2 separate regions of the Homo sapiens genome follow, and region 2 is linked to region 1. Evidence: chromatin contacts called from ENCODE Hi-C or POLR2A ChIA-PET data. All regions are on one chromosome and are shown on one strand. The core of a region is the stretch at or near the end of the contact, and the rest is flanking DNA. Distances in the headings are between cores, read along the strand shown.

What was found. A loop is a pair of places that touch in the nucleus more often than their neighbours do. ChIA-PET counts read pairs that join two places held with the same protein, here RNA polymerase II (POLR2A). Pooled maps may share reads with other maps.
Region 2: a loop to region 1 is called in a map of psoas muscle, with 2.7 times the contacts of the local background. The contact joins the enhancer-like site here to the promoter of AMMECR1L in region 1. A Hi-C loop is called at or near these places in 5 of 168 maps with a recorded cell type or tissue (HepG2, K562, Right ventricle myocardium inferior and 1 more) and 4 of 50 pooled maps. POLR2A ChIA-PET finds 5 or more read pairs at or near these places in 5 of 52 experiments (CD8-positive, alpha-beta T cell, activated B cell, activated T-cell and 2 more).

The regions. Positions count from the first base shown.
Region 1 is chr2:127,883,814-127,889,688 of GRCh38, reverse strand. It overlaps AMMECR1L (AMMECR1 like), which reads left to right and starts at 3,733. Exons shown (of 8, transcript NM_001199140.2): 1 at 3,733-3,879; 2 at 5,377-5,486. LOC107985944 (a long non-coding RNA gene) reads right to left here and starts at 2,571. Exons shown (of 2, transcript XR_001739707.2): 1 at 321-2,571. It also overlaps the pseudogene LOC107985803. RefSeq lists silencers at 2,853-2,902, 3,613-3,782, 3,793-3,842 and enhancers at 3,133-3,392, 3,403-3,482, 3,267-3,862.
Region 2 is chr2:127,965,136-127,970,844 of GRCh38, reverse strand. All of the region lies in intron 15 of SAP130 (Sin3A associated protein 130), which reads left to right. Among named protein-coding and RNA genes, the nearest start is that of SAP130, 60 kb to the left of the region's middle. Within about 2 kb of position 1,673, at least 3 of the 41 ENCODE cell types and tissues checked have a DNase peak (open chromatin) inside an H3K27ac peak, as active enhancers do; they include psoas muscle, where a contact is called at or near this core.

The DNA.
Region 1 (5,875 bases), core at 2,484-4,983:
GTGTGGTCGTGCGTACCTGTGATCTCAGCTATTTGGGAGGCTGAGACAGGAGGACTGCTTGAGCCAAGGAGGTAAAGGGTGCAGTGAGCTATGGTCGTGCTGCCACTGCACTGCAGCCACACTCCAGCCTGGGCAACAAAGCAAAACCCTGTCTCAGAAAAAAAAAAAAAAGAAAGAAAACCTTCTGAGTAATGTGGCTTAACAAACAAAACACTAGAGGGCTTATTTATTTAAACTACTTTATACCTCTGAAATATTCAACCCAGGTAGACAACTGTATATACAAAGATTTGTTTTCATCAGATAAGTACCGATCATACCTTTGACGTGCCCAAGTGGACACAGCGGCGGAGGACACACAGGAGACAGGGGCCATCTCTGGAGTCTCTCTGGGCCTGCCTTTTGTGAAGGGGAGAGCACAGATGCAGACCAAGGCCAGACTCACTTCCAGTTGAGAAATGGGACAAATGGGACAGATAAAATCTACATCACCCACCAAGATCCTGTCTGAAACCTTATTTCATTCCTACTAGTTAGCAAATGCCTTTAGCTCATCATTGATTGCTCACAAAAGGAGCAAATCCAGAAGAATGTGTATGCCCAGTATACAGGCTAACTTCATGCTGATCTCAACATTCTAATGCTCACGAGGCTCAGTTACTGAGCATTTTCACCACACCAATCTGATAAGGTTTATAATGTACAGACTTATTGGTATTTAAATCTCATAACATCCCTATGAGGCAGGAATGCTATAATCCCCATTTTACAGATAATAAGCCTGAGTCACTGATATAACTTGTTCACAGGTATTCAGTCAGGGCTGGGATTTGGACCTATGCAGGCTGATTCCACAGTGGACTCTTAACCATTACTACATATTCTTTTTTTTTTTTTTTTTTTTTTGAGATGGAGTTTCGCTCTTGTTGCCCAGGCTGGATGGAGTGCAATGGCGCGATCTCAGCTCACCGCAAACTCTGCCTCCCAGGTTCAAGCAATTCTCCTGCCTCAGCCTCCCGAGTAGCTGGAATTACAGGTATGCACCACCACGCCCGGCTAATTTTGTATTTTTAGTAGAGACGGGGTTTCTCCATGTTGAGGCTGGTCTCGAACTCCTGACCTCAGGTGATCCTCCTGCCTCGGCCTCCCAAAGTGCTGGGATTACAGGCGTGAGCCACCGCGCCCGGCCATTACTACATATTCTTAACCAACCGAGATAAGAAATAATAAAAGTTGTACATAAGGGAGGCAGACAATTTGTTTTGGGGTATTCTGATGAGTGGTATAGCTATGTCACAGCAGATTGGGGTGACATTTGAGGATCATGCAGAAGCCTTGAACCACCCAGCGTCTCTGCAGTTCTCCTTTCCCAAGTATATTATCTGCCCGCTGCTTGCTGGTTTCCATCTTCGTTTATTCAGTTGAGCCACAAATAATTGTATGCCTATTACATACCAGGTTTCTGTATTATGTACAGGAAATGAGAAGATAAATAAGAGACAGCCTCTTCCATATTTATGGCATATACTGCCCTCATTTTAGTTTCTTCCTCCTGTTCATAATTTCATTGTTTGTTTTTGCATCAGTTCAAACTGTTGCTTGCTTATGTGAGGTGACCTCAAAGTGACTTTTTGAAAGTCCTGACCCTTTGCCTTTCAACATCATTTAAGAACAGCAATAGCATCTGGATCTTCTCAGTAAAATGCCTTTTCAACAGCTCAAAGCAAGGCTTGTTTTTGTTTTAATTTGGGAATGTTTCAAGTGAAACTTAGTTCCATCATTTAATTCCTGGCAGCCCAATAACGAGGGGGCAATAACTCCCTTATCTGTGGGCTATTTAATGACTATATAGTACCATCCTGGGAGCAATAGACTAAGGCCTTCTTCCAGATGCCATGTTTTAAGGTTTTCAGCTGGAAAGACCGTCACTCCGTAAAATTTATTTTGATTATTTTAAGTCAGGATTTGGCCTTCTTATTCAGAAACAAAAAGAAAAAAACTGGCCCCTGGCTTTCTGCCTCCTGCACTTCTGGCTCTAGGCCATATGATCATCTAATTTCTAGTTTTTCAGGCAGACAGAGAAGGTTAGAAACTGGCAACCGTGTCCTCAACAGCAGATAAGCGTATCAAGTCTGTAACAGGAATTAAGAAGACTGCTATAGAATTTTTTTTTTAAGTCACCTCCTGTTTCACAAAGCATAGCTGTCTCTTCCTTTTCGTCCTCCTTGCCCATTCTCTTGGAGAAGTCCAGGTCCAAGAGGCACCAGACACTCAATTGACTAGGGTTTTGCTGCCTATAGGTAATTATGCTAAAAGTCTAGAGTAGTAGATCTTATGCTCGCATAATTATGCATTCTAGAGCAGAAGGTTTTTGCTGGAAAGCTTCACTGTTAGATATGATTTGCATTTTTTACTAGATACTTGTCTTTGGTCTTTGAGGACAAACATATCAAGGATTCCTTTGTGCATCAACAGAAAAGCAAAACACAAAACAGCCTATATGTGAGCATGGGGCCGTATTTTAATACAAGAAAGACATTGCTCTAGAACATGGCTCGCCTTTGCTTCAGGGCCTAGCAGTTTATTTTAGCCATAAGGGTAAGGGAGCAGGTCAGAAATGACTTTTAGTGTAATCCTATCTGTAATTAAAAATACAAATGCTGTCATAAGATCAAATGTTATCAAAAATCAGTATTTAAAATTAAATTTACCCCCAAATTTCTTTCAAAAAAAATTTGTAATGTTCTTTTTCAGTGAAGCCTTTGCACTGCTAGAGCTGAAGAATGTGATCAATCGGCTTGTTGAATAATCCTGCACAGTAGGTATTCCGCTGAAGCCAACTCTAGCTGGGGGCTCGAGAGCGAAAGACACAGATGGGGCCCTGCCGCCCCTCGAAGAGTCGGATGGGCGCGCCCGTCCCCGGTGCATCAAGAGGCTGGCCCGGCCAGGGGCGAGCGGCTGGCACCGAACCCCGCGCACTTCGCCGCGGGCGGGGCTGGGCCGTAGTCGGCTCGATTTAAGGCTGGTATCCAAGGCTGCGGCCGGTCAGGCGAGGCGAGGCGAGGCGACGTGAGCGAGGGTGCTTAGGGAGAACAGCCGCTGGCAGCTCAATGCTGGGTGGCTAACGCTCGACGGTGCCTGGCAGCAACCCGGCCGACAACCCGACGCGGATCCCGAGCTGCGTCGCGGACAATGCTGCGGGCCCGTCCCGGACTACGACTCCCGACGGGCTCTGCGACCGCTCCGGGGCGGCCCAGCGTGCACTGCGCCGGCCAGTTTTGACAGCCGGGCGCCCTACTCGGCTAGCTCTGCTCCCAGCCAGGGACGCTGGCCTTCTCGCGGCTTTCCCCCGATGTCTCTCTTTATTCCAGCTGCCTGAAACTCGGTCCCACGAATGGCAGGCAGCGTCCAAAATTCAACCCCGTAAAGCCAGCACCAGCCAATAAAGCGCACGGATGGAGGCCACGTGACAGCAGTGGGCCGGCCCTCCGGCTGAGCCCTGATCTCTATGGTTTCCGCGGCTCGCTAGAAGGAGTGTGGTCCACTGGAGGACTCCCTACATTCTTCCTCCATTACCTCACTGCCTCCGGTGGCTGCTGGGATACCGGAGGACTCGGGTCCCGGCTCGACTCAGTCCTCCAGCCGCCCGGGGAATACCTCTAGTTCTTCCCGGCCGCCGCCGCCGCCGCCGCCCCGCCGCTTCCTCCTCCGCCCGCCGGCCTCCTTCGCCCCGCCCCGTCCGCGCAGCGCGTCCGGCCCGCCCGCAGGCCAGCTTCTCTCGGGAGCCCCCACCCAGGCGCATGGCTCCATGAAGCAAGAGGAGGAGGCAGAGCGCGAGAGGTCCCGTCCGCCCCAGCCGCGTCTGGGCCAGGAGAAAAGGTGGGAAACTCGGGCTGCGCCGCACCCTTCTCCCCGCTGCCGGGCCAGGCCTCCCTCGGTCCGCCGCCGCCTTGCCCGCCGGGCCTGTTCTCGCCGGGGCGGGCGGCGGGGCCGGGAAGAGACCCCGCGGTCCTGGGGCGAGGGTCCGGGGGCAGCGGGGGGGAGGAGTCCCGGGCGGCGGGCGGGGCCTCAGGCCATGTCCCAGCGGAGGGCAGGGGGTCGGGAGGCACTGCCGGGGAGGGGCGGGCGGCGCCGTGCCCCGGGCCGCGAGGCTCGGCTCCCGCTCCTGGTCCTTGTCTGCACTCCCTCCAGGAAGCAGGCTCGCTCGCTGTAAAGTTTGGTGGTCTCCGGCGCCGCCTGGTGGCCCCCACCCACCGTCCCGCCGCCCCGCCGCCCCCTCCCCCGCCCGGCGTCTGGATTCCACCCCCGCGGCTCGGCCCAAGCTGCTCTACCCGTCGCTCCATCGTCTCCCCAACTCCCCAGCGCCCCGGACCCTCTTTCCTCATACCCTCGTTTCTCACCTTTCACCCTGTCCCTCGGCCCGCTTTTCCCCTCCCCGCTCTGTCCTGTCGTTTTCTTAACACTCTTCACACGCGCACTTTCTCCTCCTCCTCTTCTCTTTTTCGCACCCCTACTCTTGGGCCCTCCTTCCTTAACCTCCGCTGGCCCCCCATTCCATGATCCGTCCACCTGACACGCTGGGTTTCATGCCTCTCTTTCCCAGGCTGTGGGTTGTGCCCTTCACTCCTTGCCCTCCTACATTCCCTGTCCTGATCTGAACTCCTCTCCTTGCCATGCTCCCTCACCCTTATCCCTCTGGGCCTTATCCTCTTTCACTGCCCTCTCCTAGGATAGAGTGGGTGGGGCCTCTCCCACCCACAGGAGATGTAAACAGTCTCCTGTTTACTTACATCTTTGGGAGTAGCTCAATTCTCTAGTAGTGGGGAGAGTTGGTGAAGAGATCAGGAAGAGATTTCTTCGAGACTAAGGATGGATGACCCTTAGCAACAGTGACCGTCTCCTCCCGGCATAGCAAGATGGCCTGCCCTCAGGTCCCTGCCTCTGGCGTGCTGTCCAGTAATTCTTCAGTTCTGTCTTTGCAGAGGATTGGGAAATTTATTTGTGTTCTGAAACCGGCGGAGAGCTTTTAAATGGTCTCTTCTGGCCTGAGAGCAACTTTTGCTCTGCATCTGTGGTGGGGAAGTTTTAATGTGCGTCTCATGCTCGAGTTCAATAAATAAAACCTTTGATTCTCAGTGTCCTCCCTTCTTGCTGATGACGCTAAGGATGAGATGATTCAGGGCATGGGACTTCACGGCTGCCTCAGATTTAGAGTTTGCAAGGTTTTGAAATAAGGAGAGCCTGTTCTCTAGCTATTTGCTGTGCCCCCCACCCCCCCGAAATTGCTCTGTCGAGTTGTGATTTTTCAGAAACCGTATCTATCTTACCTCTGCACTACCTGGGTGTTTGTTCACTGCACCTGCATTTCCGTCTTAGGTACAGGAAGAAGGAATGGAATCGGAAGGAAGAAAATTCATTCCAGAGACAAAATAGCTCCCCTCCTCTGTTGTAGCTGTTCCTCTGGCAATACAAACTTTCTGCTTTCAGTGAGTATTATCTTGGGCATATTTAGAGTAGAGCATCGTTGTAGTTTTTGATTTTAGGCATGTGCTAGGATTTTGGGATGTAGGTGTGTTTTCATTTGTATTTTTCTACTTCCATGAGGGGGTCCTAATGTTGATGAAGTTTTTCCGCTTGTTCCCTTTTAAAATAATTTAAATATGCAAAGGCAAGTTTGTTTTTCATACTCCCATTAGAGTGAGCTAGGTGGTGGCGTGGCATGATCTTTCCTTTATATTTCTAGTTTGTAAGGTCTGGCTCCTCACCCTTCCCAAATGAGTTTCTCAATACAACCAAAGAGGTTGTCTTAAGTTTTAGGGTAATTAACTCAGAGGTTAATGCAGTTCCTGATCAAAGTCAATTATTGGTTCTCTTT
Region 2 (5,709 bases), core at 424-2,923, 83 kb before region 1:
AAAAGTCAACTCCCAGTACCTCGGAATGCAGCCTTATTTGGAAATAGGGTCATTGCAGATGTGGTTAGTCAAGATGAAGCCCTACTGGAGTAGGGTGAATCCTCAATTGAATATGACTGGTCTTTTTTTTGTTTTGTTTTGTTTTGTTTGGAGACAGTGTCTTGCTCTGTTACCCAAGCTGGAGTACAGTGAGCGGTGTGATCTAGGCTCAAGTGGTCCTTCCACATTAGCCTTCCGAGTACCTGGGACTCCAGGCATGCATCACCATGCCCGGCTAATTTTTTTTTTTTTTTTTTTTTTTTTAAGACAGAGTCTTGCTCTCTGTCGCCAGGCTGGAGTGCAGTGGTACGATCTCGGCTCACTGCAACCTCCAACACCCTGGTTCAAGTTATTCTCCTGCCTCAGCCTCCTGAGCAGCTGGGATTACAGGCACGCATCACCATGCCCAGCTAATTTTTGTATTTTTAGTAGAGACAGGGTTTCACCATGTTGGCCAGGATGGTCTTGATCTCCTGATCTCATGATCCCTCCGCCTCGGCCTCCCAAAGTGCTGGGATTACAGGCATGAGCCACTGTACCTGGCCCATGCCCAGCTAATTTAAAATTTTTTTTTTTTTTTTTTTGAGACGGAGTCTCCCACCCAGGCTGGAGTGCAGTGAGGTAATCTCGGCTTACTGCAACCTCTGCCTCCCAGGTTCAAGAGATTCTCCTGCCTCAGCCTCCCAAGTAGCTGCAACTACAGGTGCGAGCTACCATGCCCAGCTAATTTTTGTATTTTTAGTAGAGACAGGGTTTCACCATGTTGGCCAGGATGGTCTCGATCTCTTGACCTCGTGATCCGCCCACCTCGGCCTCCCAGAGTGCTGGTATTACAGGCGTGAGCCACTGCGTCTGGCCTAAATAAATTTTTTTAGTAGAGACAAGGTCTTGCTATATGGCACAGGCTGGTCTCAACCTCCTGGCTTCAAGTGATCCTCTTGCCTTGGCCTCCCAAAATGCTGGGATTACAGGCATGAGCCACCATACCTGACCCATGACTAGTATTCTTAGAAAAAGGGGAAATTAGGACACAGACAAATACATTATGTGAACATGAAGGCAGAGATCGGGAAGGCGCCGAGGAATAACAAAGATTTCCAGCAAAGCCACCAGAAGCTGGGAGAGGAGGCATGGAATAGTCTGTCCTTCAAGCCCGCAGAAAGAACCAGCCCTGCCAACTCTTTGATCTCAGACTTCTGGCCTCCAGAACTGTGAGACAAGCTACTTCTGTTTAAGCCACACAGTTTGTGATGATTTGTTGTGGTAGCTCTAGCAATCTAATACAGGTCTTAACTCACCTGTTTCCAGATTGCATTGCAAAGCAGAACCCACTTCTGCTCTGCCTTGTATTCAGAGGCAGGCCAAACACAAAGTGATTCAGGAAGGTCAGAATGAAACATTAAGTAAAGGGATGCTGAACTTGACTTGTGCTAACTCACAAGAGTAGATTGATACATTATCAGGAATTTTATGAGGTGAGTGTTAGACACAGCCATTGAAAAAACTATAATCCTGGGTAAAAACTCGTAATTAAATTAAAATACCCAGTACTTGCTAATTATTCAACTACATTTTATCCTTCTTCCCATGGAATAATTATGTAGAATGGTGTGCTGTTTCATGTCTCCCTCTCCCCCCGCCAACCTCCACCCCACTCCACACTGAGTCATTTAGCATTGGCAGCTTGAAATTGGCCCCAGTTGGAGCACTTGTTCCACAGAAATTATCAATAGCACTTTGTTTACTGTTTTGTTGATCATCTAAGCAGAGATTGGTAAGCGTTTTCAATAAGGGGAAAGATAAATAGTAAGTTATTTTAGGTTTTGTGAGTCGCGTAGTCTCTGTCATGAGTCCTCATGTCTGGTGTAGCTGTACTGAAAGATTTCATCTGCAAAACTGATGTTGGGCTGGGATATAGTTTGTCAACGCCTGGTCTAGACGTAAGAAAGTAATGGAGAAAACGTTAGTCATACAGAACTTGAAAGTGCTTGTCAGGCTGGGCACAGTGCCCTCACTAATCCCAGCGCTTTGGGAGGCTGAGGTGGGTGGATTACTTGAGGTCAGGAGTTTGAGACTAGCCTGGCCAACATGGTGAAACCCTGTCTGTACTAAAAATACAAAAATTAGCCAGGCGTAGTGGTGCACCTGTTGTCCCAGCTACTCGGGAGGTGGGAGATTTGCTTGAGCCTGGGAGGCAGATCTCTGCAGTGAGCCAAGATCGTACCACTGCACTCCAGCCTGGGCAACAGAGTGAGACCCTGTCTTTTTTTTGTTTTTGAGACGGAGTTTTGCTCTTGTCACCCAGGCTGGAGTGCGGTGGTGCGATCTCTGCTCACTGCAACCTCCTCCTCCCAAGACCCTGTCTTTAAAAAAAAAAAAAAAAAAAAAAAACCAACTCCGGGCATGGTGGCTCACGTCTGTAATCTCAACACTTTGGGAGGCCGATGCGGACAGATCACCTAAGGCCAGGAGTTCAAGACCAGCCTGGCCAACGTGATGAAACCCTGTCTCTACTAAAAATACAAAAAATTAGCTGGACATGGTGGGGGCCGCCTGTAATCCCCAGCTACTCCGGAGGCTGTGGCAGGAGAATCTCTTGAACCTAGGAGGCAGAGGCTGCAGTGAGCCAAGATGGTGCCATTGCACTCCAGTTTGGGCAATAAGAGTGAAACTCTGCCTAAAAAAAAAAAAAAAAATGCTTTACTATAGCTGTTACATTATGAAGACGCCAAAAGTTTAAGGAAGTGTTCTGCATATGTTCAAAACCGTTACCTGACTCAGGGAAGAAGTCTCACCTGTCATTGTGAATTTTTCCATTTTCCCTCATTGATTTTTTAGGTCCTTTCCATTGTACTTGGAAAAGATCTTTAGTTTGGATTCAGACTTTATGAATTTTTTGAAGTTTGAATTTTGACCTAACATATGGTCTATCCTGGAGAATGTCCCATGTGCCCTCGAGAAGAATGTACAATCACTGTTGTTGGGTGGAGTATTCTATATATCTGTTAGGTCTAGTTTGTTTAGTGTTCCAGTCCTCTGTGTCCTTGCCAAGATTCTGTCTGGATGTTTCATCCATTATTGAAAGTGGGGTTATTGAAATCTCCAGCTATGGCCGGGCACAGTGGCTCACGCCTGTAATCCCAGTGCTTTGGGAGGCCAAGGCAGGTGGATCACAAGGTCAGGAGTTCAAGACCAGCTTGGCCAAGATGGTGAAACCCGTCTCTACTAAAAATACAAAAATTAGCTGCGCATGGTGGTGGATGCTTGTAATCCCAGCTACTCGGGAGGCTAAGGCAGAGAATTACTTGAAAACCGGAGGCAGAGTTTGCCATGAGCTGAGACTGCGCCACTGCACTCCAGCCTGGGCAACAGAGCGAGACTCCGTCTCAAAAAAAGAAAAGAAATCTCCAGCTATTCTTGTCATCCTCTCTGTCTCTCCCTTTAATTCTGTCAGTATCTCCTTTATTCTGTCACATGGGGCACTATTCTTTGATGTGCGAAGGTTTATAATTGCTGTTTCTTTTTCTCTTTATTGTGGTATGAACACTTAACATGAGTTCTGCCCTGGTAGGGAGAAGTTAAAATGTACATTGTTGTTCATTGTAGGCACGGTGTCACACAACAGAGCTCTAGAACTTCTTCATTTTGCTTAACTGAAACTTTATGCCCTTTAATTAGTAACTGCTCATTTCTCCAAGTTCTTTGATCTTCTTGATGAATCTTTTATTAATATAGTATGTCCTTTGTCTTGTTTTGGATTTAACATCCATTTTCTCTGATATTGATATAGGCCCGTAGCTTTCTTTTACTTACTGTTTTCATGAAATATCTTTTTCCATCGTTTCACATTTTGTATGTTATTGAAGTTAAGTTGGTATCAATGCAAACTAGATTGATATGAATTTAGAATGTTGATTGTAATCCCATGGTAACCAGTTTTAAAATACCAGTGAAAAAAGATAATGTCATCTGAGGACTCAAATTACACAAATATTTTTTCAAAAGATTTATCAAGCAAAGGTAAACAAATTGAAATCTTATCAGAAAAGGTGGAATTCAGCTTAAAAGCAAAACACAGAGGGTCCTTTTTCTTTCTTTTCATGAGACGGAATTTCACTCCTATTGCCCAGGTTGGAGTGCAGTGGCGCAGTCTCAGCTCACTGCCGCCTCCGCCTCCTGGGTTCAAGCGATTCTCCTGCCTCAGCCTCCTGAGTAGCTGGGATTACAAGCATGCGCCACCACATCCGGCTAATTTTTGTATTTTTAGTAGAGACAGGGTTTCACCATGTTGGCCAGGCTTGTCTCGAACTCCTGACCTCAGATGATCTGCCCGCCTCGGCCTCCCAGAGTGCTAGGATTACAGGTGTGAGCCATCACACCCGGCCCACAGAGGGTCCTTTATAATGCTGAAGAATCTAATTTACAATGAAGTTTGTTTGTTTTATTTATTTTTATTTTTTTGAGACGGAGTCTCGCTCTGTCCCCCAGGCTGGAGTACAATGGCACGATCTCGGCTCACTGCAACCTCCACCTCGCAGGTTCAAGTGAGAATCTCCTGCCTCAGCCTCCTGAGTAGCTGGGATTACAGGCGCACGCCACCATGCCTGGCTTATTTTTTTGTATTTTTAGTAGAGACTGGGTTTCACCATGTTGGTCAGGCTGGTCTTGAACTCCTGACCTTGTGATCCGCCCGCCTCAGCCTCCCAAAGTGCTGTGGTTACAGACGTGAGCCACCACACCTAGCCTACAAGGAAGTTTTAACAGTTAAGAATATCTGTGTACCAAATAATGTAGCATTAAGACTCATAAAGCAGAATTTACAAGAAGTATGAGGAGAGTTTCAAAGAGCAGCTTAGGAGCAAAAGGGCTTTAATTCACGTTTTTTAGGCCTCATCAGTTCTAGCAGACAACAAATAAATAGGATATAATAATAAATCGAAATAATAATAAGGGGAAATAGATAATATTAAATTCCCTGTGTTAATTACACTTTTTCTTTTTCTCTCTCTCTCTTTTTTGAGACAGTCTCGCTCTGTCGCCCAGTCTGGAGTGCAGTGGCATGATCTCGGCTCACTGTAATCTTCACCTCCCTGGTTCAAGCAATTCTCATGCCTTAGCCTCCCGAGTGGCTGAGATTACAGGCGTGTGCCACTATGCCCAGCTAATTTTTGTATTTTTAGTAGAGACAGGGTTTTCCCATATTGGTTAGGCTGGTCTCAAACTCCTAATCTCAAATGATCCACTCGCTTCAGCCTCCCAAAGTGCTGGGATTACAGGCGTGAGCCACCATGCCCACTCCCTGCCCCGCCCTCCACCCCTCACTTTTTTTGTTTTTGAGACAGAATCTCACTGTGTCACTCAAGCTGGAGTGCAGTGGCACAATCCTGGCTTGGCTCACTGCAGCCTTGACCTCCCAGGCTTGAGTGATCCTCCCTGTTCTGCCTCCAAAGTAGCTGGGACTACTTGGGTTAGTGTTAGTCTGGGTTTTTCTGTTCGTTTTGTTTTGTTTAGAGACGGAGTCTCGCTCTGTTGCCAGGCTGGAGTGCAGTGGCGCAATCTCGGCTCACCACAACCTCTGCCTCCCAGGTTCAAGCGATTCTCCTGCCTCAGCCTCCCAAGTAGCTGGGACTACAGGTGCACACCACCATGCCCAGCTAATTTATTTGTATT